Regions from separate parts of the Homo sapiens genome. Here region 2 is linked to region 1. A link is a contact called in ENCODE Hi-C data. All regions are on one chromosome and are shown on one strand. The core of a region is the stretch at or near the end of the contact, and the rest is flanking DNA. Distances in the headings are between cores, read along the strand shown.

Region 1 (6,739 bases), core at 1,832-4,331:
TCCCCCTATATTGAAAAATAGTTTTTCCAGGAGTTCAAGGAGAAATGTGATTCCTTACCTCAAGTAATTTGCTGGTTTTATCTAGTTAGCTTGATGGCAAACTTTGGTATAGCCTTTATCTCAGATAATATTGTTTTTAAAGTATCAAAATGCTTTTCTGAATGTAGTGTAATTTAGTGATCAATATTTAGGGCTTTATTCCTATATGGTATCCTGAAACACAACACCCATAGTTAGATTCTCAGTGTATTCATGTCTTCAAATCGACAGTTGCACAATCATACATTTGTACATTATTTTTTTGCATCCTGTTAGCATTAACCTATTATAACATTCAGTGACTATTATCAGCTGGGTAGTATATATATATATAATCCTTAATAATCACAGCAACATAAATATTATCTCCATCTTACAGATGGGGTATCCAAGGCTCAGTAAAGTTAAATAATCCTACCAAGGACACAAAGCTATTGTGTGGTAAATCCAGAATTTTATTCCCAATCTTGACTAAAATGCCTGTGTTTTTCTTAGTACACCATATTGCCTCTCAATAAAGTATAAGTAATATGTATGTAGAGTGCCTGGCATATAGTGGGAGCCAAGCAAAAGTTAATTTTATTGTCTCCTAAAACTATCAGATAAATACCCTTAACAGAAGTAAAAGGAAAATGGTCTAAGTAGGACTCTGTAATTAAATACTCTTCAATTACAAATCATTCATGCAAATGAATCTCATTAGAAGACAAAGTCAAACCCTTGCTATTAGACAGTCAACTGAAATATAAAGACTATAAACTTTATTAGGTCTTTATTCTTGATTTTCAGTAACTTCTAAAAGCTACTGATTCATTCTAATCAATGAATTATCGGCCAAGAGAGATACAGTTTCTCCTTTAATCAATATAAAAACTAAAAATCATAGCATTTTAGATCTGAAAGGGATCTTAGAGTTCATCTACTTTTGTTTTGTTTCAGTACACGCTTCTAACTTGGCCTCCACTGCCTATACAATCATTTGACATGTGAGTAACTTGTACAAGGTTACAAAGTCGGTAGAGGCAAAGAAGGGGCTAAAAGAACTCAAATCTCCTGAGTTCCAATTCAGTGTTCTTTCCATTACGCCATCCAGCCACTCAATACAAGTGCTCTCTAGGCAGGTTCAGTCATAAGGTTTTAAGAAAAACAGAAAACCTCCAGTAGTCAAATAAGCAGCTTCTTCCTTCCAGTGACTCCCAGAAGGCTAATCCTATCAGCTAACCCTTACTGAGAGTGGATGATGTGCTTTACTGCACTAAACTCTTTAAGGCATTATTTCATTTTATCCTGAAGGCAAACTTGTGGATAAGTTTTCTTATTATTCATTCTCATTTGACTGATGAGAGAACCCAGACTCTAAGACTTGAAATAAGTTGCCCAAGGTCACAGGACTAGTAAGCAACAGAGTAGGAATTTAAACCAAGCTCTGACTTGAGGCCCAGCTCTTAAAAACTATGATACACTGCTATTACACGTGTCTCTTTCTTTTTCTCCATTTTTTTCCCCTTTGTCCTTTAGGGTCTAGGATAACTATATACATAAGGTATGGATACCTAATCACAAATAGGGAAGTTTGTGGAAGGATAACCGACGGGGAAAAATAGTAACCTCATACCATCTCCAAGAATTTAAGAACTACCTGGACTATTTTTTTTTCCAAAGTCTAGGCCTTTGCTATCCTCATGCAGAAACCTCTTCTTTTTCAAGAACGTTAGTCACCTGTTTTGCAACTCAATAACCTAAATCAGATTTTTCAGAAGCAAACAAAAGCACTGATACCAAGTCACTTGGGACTTGAGACCACTGGGCAGAGAAGAACCCAAGAACTAAGCAAAGTTTCCACCAAAATTGCAATGAGGTTAACAGGGCACAGTAGCACAATCTAGTATTTGATACCCAGGAAACATGGAGAGAAAAACAGGGAGAGGAGGGGAAAATCTGCTGCCAGTCTGAGGTTGTTAAAAAGCAGAGTGAGGAAGAGATTTCCAGGTGATCTCCTCGGTCATTTAAGACCCGATGCCCACCACCACTTAATCCAAGGCTAGACACCCTTGTGAAAAACCAGGAAAAGGGAACGCAAAGAGCTCAAACAGTCCTTGATTTGCCAGCCTCTGCACCCGGTTTGTTTTACCCTTTTCCACCAGAGAGGCAAATGAAGGATTTTTTTTTGCCCAACACCCAGGCCTGGTGAATCTCGGGGAGGACCCTGCCCCACTCCGTGGGGACAGAAAGAGCACCCACTTTCCTTCGGAGCAAGGGGATAGGACGAGGAGGGCAATGAGGAAAATAAGAGAAACTGGCCATGGCAGAGGTCTGGAGGGGTGCAATCTAGTAGCTGCACTCACCCGGGTGAGACATGGGGATGACCTCATTGCGGGTCCCGGGGAAGTTAAAGATGACGGCTCCAGACGCCCCTCTCTCATAAGCCAGATGGATCTTGTCTGCGAAGGTGCAGCCCCCGCCGCGTTGGATGAGGGCCAACCAAGAGACTTGCACGGTGCTTCCCCAAACCGTGGGCACCGTGAAATTCGTGTGCGGGTTACAGGCGTTAAGCGCCCCGGGCCCGTCGGGCGGTACCAGGACCCCAGCCACAGGCTCCAGCGGCGAGTCCTGGCCGTACACGCCCTCCTCGCTCAGCTCCCACACCGTACGGTTCACTCCCGTGTGCGGAACCCGCCAGGACACGTTGAGGTACGCGGTCCACACTGCTTCAGCCCCCCGGGAACCGGGTGCCTGCGGACTCAGGGCCAGCAGGAAGCACCATGCCAGCAATCTGGAAAAGCCGCAGCCACCGCGGCAGGAGACCCCGGCCCCAGGCGGCGGCCCCATGGCGCGCGCGCTCCGCAGTTCCCTAGCGCCCCTGGCACGCGCCCTCCTAGCGCTTGGCAGGACCCTGGTCTTGAGCAGGTGCGCGCCAGGTGGGGAAGGAATGGAGTGAGACTGGGGAGCTGCGAGCTACGTCGGAGCCAGGAGGCACGTAGCGTCAGCACACAGGTTGCCGCAGATGCAGCTCCTCGGAGCTCCAGTCTTCTCCGCTACCGCGGCTGCCGCGTCGGGCTCTGGGGCTTTAGCGTGAAGCTCCGCCCAGCCGACTGGGGGTAGAGGTGGCTGGGAGGGAGGAAAGGACACTGCGGGATCCGCCTCTTAAAAGGGTAACAGGATGGATCGATGTTAGAATAGGATCTGAGGCTGTGTGGCTAGGTGTGTCGCGTCGTTTTATAAAAAACGGACAGGCGAGGAACGATAAAGTCCGCAAACATAAAGCTTTCTGGCAGGATTCGAGTCGGTTTTGAATTGCAAGAATACATTTTTCCCTCCTAACATTTGCCTAAAGGACATTTCGGGCTTACGGTGCCAGAATGTGAAGTACAGTACTTCTAAAAAGCGCAGATCCAAAGGGTCTGAGTTGTAGTCAAGGGAATTTGGGTAGGGAAGGAATTTGAGTAGAATCAGGCTATTTACTGATTCTCTAGAGGGGGGAAGGGCAGGAAAAGCGCGCTGTTACCCTTTCTTACTGACTTCAAATGGCACCTTTCTCTTTCCCTGCTCCTAAGAAGCCTCATACATGTGTATTTCCTCACCGTTACCCTAGGTTTCATGTACCGCATCAGATGCCTCTTCTAAAACTAATTTTAGTCCTCACAAAAGAATGACTGTTTTCACACACCTCAGAACCAAGCCTTTCTTCTGCATTTTTCACAAACCTGACTTACCCTAGCGGATGTTCCTGCGCTATTCATGACCTTAACTACATAATCTTTCTCCATTTCCCACTAACTGAAAGGAGCCTGACTCGCCTAGGCGATTCACTCATGGCATTATTACATTACGATTTATCCTTGCTTAAGTATTCAATTTTTGTCTACCCTGTCAACTATTATATTTACTAGATGGTTAACAAATGAGCCTTGAATTAAGCTGAATTAATATACCTGCTGTCTGATAGTTATGAATAACTTTTGACCTTGGGGAACTTCCCTGTGGCTCAGTTTCCTCATCATCTGTAAAAGGGGGATAATAATTGCACCTACCTCACAGAGTTTTCAGATGATTAAATGAGTTAATACATGTAATAAAGCACTTAGAACAATGCTTAGCAATATAAAAAACATGTTAAAATTATTAAACAGGTTCAGAGACACAATTCTAAAATAATATTAAAGTTTTAATTTGAGGTAATATCAGAGAAAATGATGTTCAAGATGTTCAGTCTTAGCCACTTTTTCAGTTCAAATAAATACAGTCTACTTTATGCAGCTCAACATTTGTTAAATTTCTGATCAATTACTCCCCTCAATCCCTGGCCCAGCATTTACTTAATCAATGTTATTTACAAAGATTAAGCATGGACCAATTCTGTACTTGATACTCTTATGGCTTGAGAGAAACCTAGAGGAAAATTAACATCATATACCAAACAACACCTAGAACATAAATAAATGTGCAATTTTGTGAAACATATACTCTTAGGTATTGAAAAGGACTTTAGAGGTCAAAGTGGGTATATGAGACCAATAGCATGGTACCCCCAAATACTGATGGTAATCTCTGAGATAAAAATTACCTAGGGGAAAAATGGGTAGGACCAACCACCTCTGAGAAATGGTACAATTCCAGAAATTGTCTGATTTTGCTGGTGAAGAGCATTCAAAATTCAATTGATATTACCTGAATGACAGCCAACTATATTGTACTTTGAAGAAACAATGTGTTCAGAAGAAAGAAGGTATTTTATAGCTACAAAAATGAAGTTCAGAGAGACATTTATTAATGTTTTTCCATTCATTATTTTCTTAAATATTTGTTGTACATCTGCCATAAGCCATGGGCTGAGCATTGTGGTGCAAAATCAAATAAGACATCAACTCTCCTATCAAGAAGCTCATAAATTAGTTTTGATGAGAAGGACAAGTAAAATGGAAAGTGCAGTATAGAGTGATATATGTATATAGTGTAAGCACTATGATGGAGATATGACAGGGTAGTAGTGGATAACAGAGAAGCACCTAACCCAGACTGAGAAGTAAGGAAAAGCTTCCCAGAGGAGGTTAGACCTGGGCTGAGTTTGAGACAGTAAACTTTTCTAGGCAGAAAACAACACAAGGAAAGGCATTGAAATATGAAAAAGAAATGTTAGGAAGCTACAATTACTACAGGCCCAGTAAATGCAAAATGGTTGGAACCTAAAGTAACAGAGGGAGGGTGGTAACAGATCATGTTGGAGAGGTACATGGGGGCCAGTTCTTGAGAGTCCTTTGGGTAAAGCTAGGGAGTTTAGACTTTATCCAAAAACGAGGAGTAATATAATCAGGGTTTAATCAGGGAGTAATAGAATCAGATCTGAAGTTTAGAGATCCTTCTCTGTGGATAATAGATTGGAGGGAATGAGAATAGCAGCAGGGAGCCCATACAGAAGATGGTTGGCAGTGCTACAGGTGAGAGATGAAGATGGCTTGGATAGACAGGTAGTGGACATGAAGAGAAGTGGGCAGAATGGGAATGTTCTTTGGTGGTAGAATCAACAGGACTTGGTTTGGGGGATGAAAGAGAAGGAGGAGTTAGAAATTACTCTGAGGTTTTTGACTTGGAAGACTAGATGACATTCAATCAGGGAATACAGGAGGAGGGTTTTAAATGTATAGAATGGGTAGAAGGAGAGATGAGTTCACTTTAGATATGTCGATTTTGAGGTGCCTATGATGTAACCAGGTAGAACTGTGTGATAGGCAGTTGAGTTTCCGATCACTGAACACCTACTAAGTGCAAAGCATGGGAGAGACAGGGGTGTAGAGAGACAAAAGAAACAGCCCTTGCCTTCAATGAGCTCATGGTCTAGTGAGACAATCAGAGAGATAAACTATCAATAACAGTACAGTGTAATACATGTTATGACTGAGAAAAGTATAAGGCGCTAGGGCAAGACAAGTGTGACTGAGTCTTTAAGTACAAATGGAGTGACCCAAGCAAAGAGAGTAAGGATTTTCAGGCACAGGCAAGAGTATATTATATGAGAACTCCAAAGAACATTCAGGGAACTAGCATTCAGTAGTTCGGTATGGTTGGGATATAAAGTTGCAAAGGTGGAGCCAAGGGAAGTGAAGCTAGTCAAATAACTTGTGCCAGAACATGAAAAGTTTAGAAAATTATACATACATACATATATATATATATATTTTAGACAGAGTTTTGCTCTTGTTGCCCAGGCTGTAGTGCAATGGCATGATCTTGGCTCACTGCAACCTCTGCCTCCCAGGTTTAAGCGATTCTCCTGCCTCAGCCTCCCAAGTAGCTGGAATTACAGGCGCGTGCCACCATGCCCGGCTAATTTTTGTATTTTTAGTAGAGACGGGGTTTCACCATGTTGGCCAGGCTGGTCTCGAACTCCTGACCTCATGATCTGCCCACCTCGGCCTCCCAAAGTGCTGGGATTACAGGCGTGAGCCACCGCGCCAGGCCAGAAAATTATATTAAAGCGTACGGACTCAATATGCATGCACATGTGTATACACATACATAAAGCAAATATGGCAAAATGACAACAAGTGATAAATCTAGATGGTGGGTGTATGGGTGCTCATTGTACTTTTTTTCCTACTTTTCTTATACAGTATTTTAAACATTTTGTAATAATGAGTTTAAAATTGTGAATTTATATTGAAGTCAATGGAGCGAATGAATGGTATGACCAGATTTGAACTTA
Region 2 (6,791 bases), core at 4,292-6,791, 1.7 Mb before region 1:
GCTGAATAAATGTAAACATTTGCTGGAATTGAGCAAAGACTTGAATCCACAAAATTCTAATCAAGATGGAGGGCCAAAATGTGTATGCAGTGCTCACGGGATTGTAGGAAAGCTTACCTAGGCTAGACTGGAGGGAGTATATTATAAACTGTAATGAAAAATAAGGTTGGATAAGGGAAAAGATCATGATAGGCCTTGAAAATCAGACAGGAGATTTGAGAGTTGATGTAGTAAGAAATGGTAAGTCAATAAATATAATGACAATAATGAAATCTAAAATTGATTTAACATTTACTATGGTGTCAAATACTATATGTTTTACATAACTTTTCTCATTTCATCCTAAAAAAAAAAATATGTGAGATAGGTGCTACGGCCTTCCTTTTGCCAATGAGGAAATTAAGTCTCAAAGATTACTATTTTGCTGAAAGTTACACATCTACCAGTCAGATTCCATGTCTGACTTCAGAGGCCAACCTCTTGAAGACTCTGTATAAGACCTCTACAAAGTCCACAAAACGTGTGAAGAGAAATACCAGAAGAGAATGAGATCATGTATATTTATTCTAGGGTCTTGGACTGGAATCAGATGTATCATTATGAATCCATGATTTTGACATATATAAAGAGGGACTTCAAGAAATCGATATAGAAACAGGTATGTGTGCATATATACATATATTTCCTAGTTCTGCCTGCTGAGAGGGCCTAGAGGCAATGACACCTCAGTAGCAATAAGCATGCCAAGCACCCAGATCTTGGCTTCTACATACCATTCTCCAATAAAAAGAATCAGAGCTCCTTGGAGAAAAGATTCTGATTCCAGAGTTGGGGCAAGGAAATTAAAAAATGAGTCTGGAGGCCAGGTGCGGTGGCTCACGCCTGTAATCCCAGCACTTTGGGAGGCCAAGGCGGGTGGATCACGAGGTCAGGAGTTCGAGACCATCCTGGCTAACATGGTGAAACCCCGTCTCTACTAAAAATGCAAAAAATTAGCCCGGCATGGTGGCTGGCACCTGTAGTCCCAGCTACTTGGGAGGCTGAGGCAGGAGAATGGTGTGAACCCGGGAGGCAGAGCTTGCAGTGAGCCGAGATCATCGCGCCACTGCACTCTAGCCTGGGTGACAGAGCAAGACTCCATCTCAAAAAAAAAAAGAAAAAAAAAAGAGTCTGGAACATCTGTGGTGCCAGAAAGTAAGAGGGTGCTTAAAAAATGATGGAGACATGTTGAAAGGACACAGGAGCCAATTTGAAGGGGCTCCTGTTGGCCAAATCTGGGTTTCAGCAAAAACAAAAAGTAGTAAGAGCATAATTCATTATAACCTATAGAATAAAACAAATATTCATTAAGTCCATACTGCTATAAACAGCTGAATAAATATATACATTAAGCGTAAAGAGAAAGTTTTTTATTACAGTATAATTCAATCAATTAATAAATGTAAAAATGTTGAAAATTGAAATCAATGTCTGGCAAATGTCACAACAATAATTTATTCAAGCCAGAATCATCAACATATGCTAAAATTAGTGGGCAAATATATGATGAGAAACAGGATATTTACATTGTCTCACAATATTGCCCTGCATAGTCTCACTTTGTAATTACAAAAGAAAAAATAGTGACTTTATAGTGAATAAACCTAGCAGACACCATCTTAACCAAGCTTTCAGGGATGTAAAGAGTCTCATGTCTTACATGTATAGACATCAAAAGGTAAATAAAAACACATGAAAAAATACAAACTCTTACACTGCCATGGGACAGATACATATATAGATATATGCATAAGACTAAAGATATATATCTATATAGTTTGTGAATAAAATTGGATATGATAGGTAGGCAAATTAGTACAAAAAAAGAACAAAACTAAATTAAGCATGTTAAGTAAAGTGTGTTACCATACACACATACCCGGTTGTTTCACAATAGACATGCTCCTGAAAAGTTTGGTGGACTTAAAATTAATGCAGTAACTGAGTAATTAAATAATCATAAGGCAAATCTTCCTTCAAAACAAATCATCTGTCACAAATTATAGTAGTTATATAAGTTGAAATGTTTACATATTGTGATTACATAAAATCATAAAACCTTCAACAGCATTTGCTTTTAGATTGCTTTTAAATAATCTCACTCTAGATACAGATACAGAGGTCAAACTCTGATCTTTTTATTCTAGGCCCAAAGCTATTTCCATTACACCATGCTGCTTCTCCTAACATCAGCAGGAAGACATGTAACCCCCATTATCATTTCCATTTCACCTCCTGTGTCCAAAAAAAGTGGCAGAGATCCAAATACTTTACACACCAGTAAATCTCTATAGACCACATACAAAGTAGGCAGTATAGGACAGTCATTAAGGGCAAAGATTCTAGAGTCAAACTGCCTGGATTCAAATTTTCCAGCTTCACAAGTTACTGCCTACATGACTGGATTTCTGGGAATGTATTCAACGTCTGTAATTTGTAGTTTTCTCATCTGTAAAGTGAGGATAATAACGGTATATGTCTCATAAGTCTGTTCTGAAGATTAAATATGATAATATGTATTATCATATTAGCACAGTGCCTGGCACATAGTAAACACTCATTATGTTATCTACATTAATAATGATGACAATGATGACAAGTTTTTCCTATGGAGCAATATACTTCATAGAGGATGAAGTGTTTCATGGCTACAAACAACACTCCTACCCTTGATAAATTCGTGCCGCTGGTCACAAGGAAGATAGTACGTTTAAAGTAGACAAAAATATCCAATCTACTGCACAGAAAACAACTTACTAACTATGTAAAATAAAACTAACATAATTTTACATACTACCCACATCCACAAATCTAAGTGCATATCCCACTGACAGTGAATCAGTACAGGTATAATTACCTTCACATAAAAATGTTATTTCCATCACTAAAAATTATATTTCCAACTTAAAACTGTCTTCTCTTATTACTAACCTTTTGGCATAGAGGTTACTTTATTCCACCTAATGAATGCTCTACCTAAAAAAAAGATCTTCCACATATTTGTGATGTACCAATTTGGCATGATTTCAGAGATAAAGAAATCATTTACCTATAAAAGAGTAAAGCACTTTAAATAGCAACACTTTTTTGATATAAAAACCCCAATACTAAACTACTCCAGTCAAAGACTAGCCCTACCACCAACCAGTTTTACTCTAGAAATGGTCACCGATATCTCCAGCACAAGTATGCAGAGCCGATATCATTCATATTTTTGAGCCTATTAAAATATTTATGTATGAACCAGGAAAAACAAACCCTTGGTTTTAATAGAGGCACAATATCCTAATGATAGGAAAAGGGGATATAAAATGTTCTTTAAAAATTATATAGGAGGAAAAGGGAAAGAGCTGTAATGACTTCATGAATACTCATTAGTTTAAGAATCCAAGAAAACAAGCTTGCTCTCAAGTTTTGTCAATAAAAAGAAACCTCATTGTTAACATAAATTGATTTAATATTAATTGATGTGTAGTGTTGCTATACATACCTGTATAGTTGTCATCTGGTGCAAATTTGTTAAAAGTAACATCAAAAAACATATATATATTTAATCAAACATCTACAAAATCTTTGTCCCTGGGCCAAATGCCAGAAACAGAGGGCACCAAGAAGATGTTTTTAAAATGAACTATTTTCAACAGCACAATTGCAGTTTTATCCAAGTCTGTAGCCCTATTGACTGGCTAAACCTTACCCCCATTAAGATGCTCTGCATCAAAAAAGCATTTTTAAATCATTTGTCTACTTTGATGGAAGAAAATTATGGCATGCATAGTAAAAATATTTGATATGCATGGTTTTTCAGCAAATTTGCTATTATAATTATGTTGTGCTCAGAGTAATATGAAAGTTAGTTTTCATACACCGGGTACACACCTTCAGAAGGATAGAAAGAGGACATGTGATTTGAGGCATGCTAAGTGCTATAGGGAAGCTAGACAGCTAACTTAAAAGTGGACCCAGATGAGCTGTAACATAGCAGCTGCTTACAAAGAATTGACGGTCACTCAACCATGTGAAGGCCTAAGCCATGATCTCATATTAAACAGTTTTTAAAACTATCCATAATGATCACTCAAATAAATTTAAATAATTTGTCACACACTTATTCTTCAGAGGTTATATGAAATTAAAGATGATGGGCTTCAGGCTGGAGAACATTTTCTCTCACAAAGCCATTCATTTTTTTAACATCTGGCCCTCATCCCCAATAGGACAGTGGGTGGGACTACCCAGATACCCTTCTAAGAGATATACTGAGGTTTGAATTCTACATTCCTAAAACTGAATGGAGCTTTTTGCTGCTATTTCACATGTACCTCCTCCCCCACTTTCCTTTAAACTGGAACACTGATTCTCCTTTGAAAAAGGAGTATTTTCCTTTGAATAGGTGATGGGCAAATTCTCAATTTGTTCAGATGCCTTGGTAGGTTTAAAAAAAAGTAAACAAACAAAAAAACCCATAATTTAGAAAAAACAACAACAACAAAAAGACGCAAAAGACCTGAAGCCTGAGACTTTACCTCACTCTTCTTGGTATGTTGCCTTAGCATTTCATTTGTAACAAGGATGTCAAAAGGGAAAAGGAGGTCAGTGGCTTGAATGACCTGAGGTGGGGGTAGGTTCCTGTTGCTTAAGGAAAGAGCAAAGGGGACGAACTTCACTGAGGCGCTAAAAACACTTTGATGGAAGCTGGATTTTCGAAGAGCCAAAATATTAAACTACAGACAAAATTCAAAGAGTGGGCTGGGTACAAGTAGTGAAAAGGTTAGTCGCCAGGCAGGGAAACACCCGACGGTGGAGGGAGGGGAGGAAAAGTTTTAAATACCCACCACAGCCTAGTGAGCCTTTAATTAGCGTCCCCCACTTCTGACTTTGCTCTTGCCCCCGGAGGAGCTAGCTGCAGGGAAGCAAGCAGCCCTATTTTTAAGCACTTAAACCTCTCCGTTGGACTTCAGAAGGCTTGAGTTACCGGTGTTGCAAATAACGTTTCTTCCTAAACATGAGAAAGCAAATTTGAATTCCCTAGTCAACGCCAAAAGGAAGATAAAGGGACCCCCCCCCCAAAAAAAAGGTAATTTCAGCGTGAAAGAGCGGTGATGGGCGCGGGGGAGGGGAGGAAGGACTTACCGCAGCCTCTGCAGGCTGCCCCCAAAGACTCAGGGCCAGTAAGAACAAGCCGGCAGCCAGGCTGACTCCACGCAGTTTCATTCTTCTCCGGCTCCCGCAGCTCCTTCAGCACCCGCACGAAATTCCCGGCTGGCTCTAACCAATTGACATAATCTTGAGGGTTTATATGGAGAGAGCTAGAGCCGGAGAGGGACAGTGAGGCTTGGGTGAAGAGAAAGAAGCTTTTTAAGAGTGGAAGAAAAAAAAAAGAAGAAGAAGAAGGAGCTACTCTTCCTTCCCCCCTCCCCTCCCCAAAGCCGGTCTCTCAGGAGAACTTTTCCCTTCTGTCCAGACTTGCAAACTTTTTCTTCACTCAATTCCTACAGATCTACTTTCCTCCCTCTCTTCCCCGTGCAAGGCCCCCCTCCTCACCAGCACAAGGGAATTTGAGTATCACTCCGCCACAGTTTTAGACTGCACCGGCAACCTGCGAGGGAGTGACGCTCAGTTATTTGGGGGAGGGAAACTTCCAGACTAGTTGACTGAGCACCATGAGTCCAACCGGGAAGCTTTTCTATTCGTTCATTTGCACCTTCCGTTGATACTACTTTTCTAGGCTCAGTTCCAATCTCATTGGTGTGCGTACCAAAGCCAATTACAAATAGATCTAAACTGGGACTATTTTTTTAGCGGATGGATCTCAGAGGGGCCGTGCTTTTTATTGTTACTCATTAGAAACAAATTTTGGTCGGTGCTCCCTGGGCTGCTGGTCTTCTTTACCTTCCAGCTGCTCACAGAACAGAGAGTTTCTACATACAAGCAGAAGATGTGAAAATATTGGGAATAAATAAAGTATATGCTTATAAACAAGTAAGAAAATAAGTATATGTGCGTGAATACTTTATGTGTGTTATATACGTATAAGATCTGGGAGCATTCAGCAGGTATTGGTAATTATTCTATGGTATTATGTTATTATAATACAGCTATATCTCTGTTTAGCTGCATTGAATCCTATAATTAATGCCTCCTATATTGAGCTAATGTAAAAGGTATTGACTCTCATTGTAGTTGTGTTTCAGAAAGATTTAGGGCAGGGAATTAAATAAATTTAGTGCAGTGTTTCTTAGAATTAATATAAACACTTAATTGGAAATATTTAAATAGAGTTGATGGCAGCTGAATCGATATCTCCCATATAAAGACTTGAATGTTCCTTTGATAATTCTGATATATAGATTTTTTTTAAAGTAACAAAAGAACTAGAAAATACTTTCTGCGGACTCCTTGGAGAATCTTCAAGAATTTGATGAAGAATTCTTCACAACATTTCTATCTTCCTAGAATTAACCACTTTAGAGTCTTTCAAGGTTTTGGATCTATTTCACGAGGGCCCACTCATCCTTAGGTTCTGCTTAGCTCAGAGTGGATTTACAACTCCAGAAACTGTCTCCCCTTCCCAATAGCCTAGTGTACTATCAATTTGAATCAGTGTTGTATGCATTTGGGCATGTGTGCAAGGGCACTTTCGGGCCCATCTGTCTTATGTGGGAATAGTATGCCTATGTCTCTTTATGTGTAACCTAACAGTAAAGTTGAAAGTATATGATGCACAGTTGCTTAGGTCTTAGCGTATAGGT

The links. A loop is a pair of places that touch in the nucleus more often than their neighbours do. Pooled maps may share reads with other maps.
Region 2: a loop to region 1 is called in a map of psoas muscle, with 7 times the contacts of the local background. The contact joins the promoter of COL4A5 here to the promoter of RNF128 in region 1. A Hi-C loop is called at or near these places in 1 of 168 maps with a recorded cell type or tissue (psoas muscle) and 2 of 50 pooled maps.

What each region holds. Positions count from the first base shown.
Region 1 is chrX:106,723,043-106,729,781 of GRCh38, reverse strand. RNF128 (ring finger protein 128) reads right to left here and starts at 3,081. Exons shown (of 7, transcript NM_194463.2): 1 at 2,385-3,081. The coding sequence starts at 2,868. RefSeq lists an enhancer at 2,646-3,234.
Region 2 is chrX:108,438,588-108,445,378 of GRCh38, reverse strand. It overlaps COL4A5 (collagen type IV alpha 5 chain), which reads right to left and starts at 5,541. Exons shown (of 53, transcript NM_033380.3): 1 at 5,173-5,541. The coding sequence starts at 5,253. It also overlaps a transcript of COL4A6 not described here.